Regions from separate parts of the Homo sapiens genome. Here region 1 is linked to region 2. Evidence: read pairs that join two places in POLR2A ChIA-PET (ENCODE). Cell type or tissue: PC-3. All regions are shown on one strand. Links, peaks and the distances in the headings refer to the core of each region. The heading gives the core; the rest is flanking DNA.

Region 1 (2,813 bases), core at 238-2,737, 53 kb before region 2:
CTCCTCGGTCCAAATACTCACCTTTTGTTTTCTGCTTCTGCTGACTCTTTCACTACATCACCTCTCAGCCAAGACCACCACCTCCACCTCCACCTCCACCTCTATCTCCACCATTGTCCTTCACCTCTACCTCATTTCCATCATTGTCCTTGCCCAAATGCCTGGCCTTCAAGTTGTCTTTGCTGCTGTTTTTTATTCTTTTCTGTTATCGCTAGATGAGAACCACGTCATGTCAGCATAGTTAGTGACTATGCTGAGACCAAACAGTCTTAAATTCATGTATATTCAGCATCAATGATGCCTTTGAAAATTCTGATTCTCCCCAGATAAAATATCAGAATGGCAACCCCTGCCCCCTGCCCCTGACCTTCAGCCTCAAACATCTGGCATTTTGGGAGCCGATAAAACCCATACAGAGTGCCCGAGGACTCTTTTCTTCAGAGGGCTGGAACTCTGAGAATTTTCCCCTGCAATTGCTATTTGAAATATTTTTTAAAAAAAGAGCGAGAGAGAACTAAAATATGAACTGGAAATTTCTGGAAACTGCCAGCCCCTTGCGATAGATGCTGGTCAGGATGTGACAAAATTGGGTTTGGGAGTATTATTTCTACTACATAGGAAGTTAGTTGAGAGAGCACTGAGTTGAAGGGTAGAAGGACAAATACTGCAATACAATTAACTTGGCTTAGGTGGGATGGTAGAGAACCTGAGGGTTGGGGGTAGAGGTAGCCAAGTCACCTGTTCTAGAAAGAGATCTGGCCCATTTTATATGAACCCAATATTGATATATCTTTGTAGATTATGTAAATATATTTTGACTAAGGTCTCCAAAATTGTTAATGTTCTATAGGCAGACTTAGGGATATGCAAACTTGGGCATACAAATTATCATCCCTAAAGAGCTCATCCTTACAGATTAAAATTTCCAAATTGAGGAACACATAGAAATAGAGAAGTAAAAGCCTTGGCTTATTCAGAGTGGTCTTGAATTTATTTGGAGACCCCAGTAAAGATGCTAGCACAAAAAACAGTGTTATATAAATAGAAATGAACTTTGGAAAACCCGACAATGTGATAAAGACTCTATTCTCTGAGCTCCTGGGTGTAGAATATTCTGTAAGGGTACTAATTCACAGAGAACATTTGCTTATCTAAAGAATATCCATACCTATGTTTAATAAAGGAAAAAATCATGGGTAGGTAACTAAGCAGACAATGTATTTTAGCTCATTTGTGTAGTAAAACATGTAACAGAATCTCAGTAGAGTTCAAATATGCCCTCTTGACTTCCTAATGCATAGACTCCGTTAAAATAGTATTTTAGTTGTCCAAGCCTTCCGCCTTAGCCATTTTACACCTGGTAATAACTATGTAAATTCAGAAAAACAGATTTTATATGTTTTGATCCATCTTTTTCTTAATATTACTCTTAGTGAAGATCTGCTTATTTCACCCTAAGGCAATTCAAAAGTTCTGTATGACAACTTTATTCTCACTGCCAACTATTAGGAAAGGAATGCCCACTTTTCCCTGAGGGCGTGTTGTTGCATGCAGCATTCCCATTGGAATGCTCTTGAGAGGTTGAACTCATTCTCTGAGCAATTGTTTTTATACATTCAGTATTTTGCTTCCAGTGCTCATGGCCAGATAGTGTATAACCTGGTCTCTACCCAGTATTATCCATGCTGTTTTCACACTTACCTCCAAGGGCCAAAGATTATCTCACAGAAGCTCCGAAAGAATTCCTGTTTCTGAAATTCATGTGTAAAAGGAAATTTTTAAAGGGAAGAGGGTGATAATTGAGTTCAAAGTCTGAAGAATTTTTGTCAAGGATTATATTGATTAATAACAGAAGCTCTCTGGCATTTTCAGGCAGACATGTGAAAAAAAGTAGTGATTGTAATTAATTTTTAGTGAGTGCCGCATATTTGATAATTGCTCTGATTCACGCTATTATATTCCTCTTCCTTCACCCACAGCAAAATAAGCTTAATTTGATTCATACCCTTAGGAAGAAAAAAAAAAGCCTAAGATTACTCACATGGCTGTGATTCAGCTCTTGGCTCCCACCACCTCCTCCGCCTCCTCATCCTCCCTTTCTCCCACCCTGCCCACTCCCATGTTCACTCCCACCCAGTGGTGTTGCCATCAAAAAACTGAGTCAGTTTGTTCTTTAAAATGGGTGGGGAAAGAAGACAACTAATAAAAACTTTTCTGAGCGAAGTATACTGCTTAGAGCTGAAATCATTGCAGGAAGACAGGCAAAGCGGCTACTTACATAACATGAGAAGCTTGAAACAGAGGCCAGCCCTCATAAAGAAATGTTCAGATTCTTATATAAGACTAGTATAGCTTGTGTGCACGTCTGTAGAGGCATACACATAGCCATGGAGGCAGGTTTCTGTGAAAAACCTCTGATATTGTGGATCTTACATAAAATGTATACAGAAAGAATCTTGTTTTCAAAGTAGGATACTTTGCTATAATCAAAAAGTGAATATAGAAGCAATCCAAAGATTTTTGATCATTGCAAAACATAGGTGATAAAGACATTTTGTTTGCCTTCAAATGAACGTGTGACTTGGCAGCTTGAGGTTTTTTTGTTGTTGTTTGTTTTTTTGTTTTGTTTTGTTTTGTTTGTTTTTGACAGTGTCTTGTTCTGTTGCCCAGGCTGGAGTTCAGTGGCACAGACCACGGCTCACTGCAGCTTTGAACTCCTGGGCCCAACTGATCTTCCCATCTCAGCTTCCCAAGTAACTGAGACTACAGGCGCACACCACTGTGCCTGGCTAATTTTTTTATTTTATTTTATT
Region 2 (2,813 bases), core at 177-2,676:
AATCAGCAGCGTGAAGATATAACCTACAGAATGGGAAAGGATACTGGCAAACTATACAAACTACGGGGGTTAATGTCCAAAATATGTAAGGAACTCAACTCAAAAGCAAGACAACAAATAACACTATTAAAGATTGGCAAAATACCTGAATAGAGACTCTGTAAAGAAGATATACAAGGGGCCAACAGGTATATAAAAAATGCTCAACATTGCTAATCATTAGTGAAACGCAAATCAAAACCACAATGAGATATCGCTTCATACCTGTTAGAATGACTATTATCAAAAAGACTATTATCAAAAAGTGTTGGTGTGGATGTGGAGAAAAAGTAACTCTTACACACTGTTGGTGTGAATGTAAATTAGTACAGCCTTGATGAGAAACAGCATTGAGGCTCCTCAAAAAACTAAAAAGAGAACTACCATATGATCCAGCAATCCCACCACTGGGTATATATCTTAAGTAAATAATATCAGTATGTCAAAAAGACATCTCCACTCCCATGTTTACCACCATTCACAATAGCCAAGACGTGGAATCACCCTAAGTGCCCATCAACAGATAAGTGGATTAAAAGAGTGAAATATGTATATGTACATATGTACACATATATGCATATACACATATCTGTGTATATACATATACACATATCTGTGTATATACATATCTACATGTATGTGTATATACATATACACATACATGTATATACATATCTACATATATGTGTCTATATATACATATATACACACACACACATGCACACATGCCTTTTGTGACAACATGAATGAAACTGGAAGACATAATGTAAGTAAAATAAGCCAAGCACAGGAAGATAAATACTGCATGATCTCACTCATATGTGGCATCTAATAAAGCTGATCTCACAGAAGAGGAGAGTAGAATGGTGGTTACCAGGGGCTTCGGTGATTGCTGGGTAGGGGGAATTGTTGGTCAAAGGATATACAATCACAGACAGGAGGAGTAAAAAAATTGTACAGAATGGACAAATATATAGAAATGGAAACTAGACAAGTGACTGCCTGGGGTTAGGGGTTGGAGGGGAGAGGATAGAACGGAGTGAAGAGAAATGGGGAATGACTACTAATAGTTATGGAGCTTCTTTATTAGATAATGAAAATGTTCTAAAAATGATTATGGTGATGGTTGCACAGCTCTGTGACCATACTTTTTGCAAATTGGATTTTTCTCATTTGAACGCTCAGCTCAGATTCAAGGAGTTCAGTCTAAGTCTGTGCTCTCACATTAAGGAATAAGCAAAGTTCATTCCCATGTTGTTCTTTTCTACAGGATGGCTGTTACTAAGTTAATATAATTCTTATTTTTTCTGTTTTTGAGACAGACTCTCACTCTGTCACCCAGGCTAGAGTACAGTGGTGCGATCTCAGCTCACTGCAACCTCCGCCTCCCGGGTTCAAGCAATTCTCCTGCCTCAGCCTCCCGAGGAGCTGGGATTACAGGCACCCGCCACAAAGTCCTGCTAATTTATATATATATATTTAGTAGAGATGAGGTTTCACCTTGTTTGCCAGGCTGGTCTCGAACTCCTGGCCTCAAGTGATCCACCCACCTTGGCCTCCCAAAGTGCTGGGATTACAGGTATGAGTCACCACGCCAGGCCAAGTTAATATAATTCTTTTTTTTTTAACAACTAGTATTATATGTTTTAAGAGACTGAATCAGAAATGTAAGAAAACCCTCTCAAATCCATGTTTTTCAAATTTTTAAAGAGAACAAGCCCAGACTCAAATTTCAAGATGACATTTTTTAAAACACTGCACAAACTACATTTTTCTGCTGCTCTATAAGAGGAGTTTTTGTAACTTCTTAATGCCTGTTATGTGGCTCACATGGCTCTTGGCCAAAGTTACCGTTTGGGCTTATACTTCATCTCTTGTAGAAATATTCTTACCCGCCTTTTCAGTGCCTGATCCACACATGGCCTATGATTAATCACTATTCACATTTTAATTAGTTCCAAGACTAAACATAGAATTGAAGAAAATGTTTAACCTGTAACATATATATCCCAGTTGATGGTGTGCGTTTCCAAAGTTGTATATCATATTAAGAAAAGACCTGAATGAAAAGGCAAAAATGGATTTTTTTTCTCTTTTGAGATGGAGTCTCACTCTGTCGCCCAGGCTGGAATGCAGTGGCGTGATCTCAGCTCACGGCAGCCTCCACCTCCAGCGTTCAAGCGATCCTCCTGCCTCAACCTCCCGAGCAGCTGGGATTACAGGTACCCACCACCATGCCCGGCTAATTTTTAAATTTTTAGTAGAGAAGGGGTTTCACTATGTTGGCCAGGCTGGTCTTGAACTCCTGACCTCAGGTGATCCACCCGCCTGGGCCTCTCAAAGTGCTGAGATTACAGGTGTGAGCCACTGCACCCGGCCAAAAATGGAATAAAAAAAAATTAAATCCTGATGCCATTCGCTGGAAGATTTATGGCTTTAAAAATTCCCTCTATAGTCATTTGACAAGCAATTTTCTCTCTGGTCTGCATTGCACATGCTTAAGATATGTTTAGAGTCAGGCGGGTGGATCACGAGGTCAGGAGATCGAGAACACGGTGAAACCCCGTCTCTACTAAAAATACAAAAAATTAGCCGGGCGTGGTGGCGGGCGCCTGTAGTCCCAGCTACTCGGGAGGCTGAGGCAGGAGAATGGCGTGAACCCAGGAGGCAGAGCTTGCAGTGAGCCGAGATCACGCCACTGCACTCCAGCTTGGGCAACAAAGCGAGACTCCGTCTCAAAAAAAAAAAAAAAAAAAAGATATGTTTGGAGTCTT

The links. Peaks named below come from ENCODE experiments on the same cell type or tissue, not always from the same donor. Only the 100,000 strongest peaks of a DNase experiment are listed, where the experiment ranks them.
Region 1: POLR2A ChIA-PET joins it to region 2 with 10 read pairs; 10 of 35 experiments call an interaction of 5 or more read pairs at or near these places.

Annotation. Positions count from the first base shown.
Region 1 is chrX:45,774,442-45,777,254 of GRCh38, reverse strand. No RefSeq gene overlaps it. Among named protein-coding and RNA genes, the nearest start is that of MIR222HG, 5.6 kb to the right of the region's middle. In PC-3, for the core only: no CTCF peak of the experiment used is centred there; DNase peaks (open chromatin) are centred at 1,534 and 2,134; H3K4me3 peaks cover 2,180 bases; H3K27ac peaks cover 2,500 bases.
Region 2 is chrX:45,721,724-45,724,536 of GRCh38, reverse strand. No RefSeq gene overlaps it. Among named protein-coding and RNA genes, the nearest start is that of MIR221, 23 kb to the left of the region's middle. In PC-3, for the core only: no CTCF peak of the experiment used is centred there; no DNase peak of the experiment used is centred there.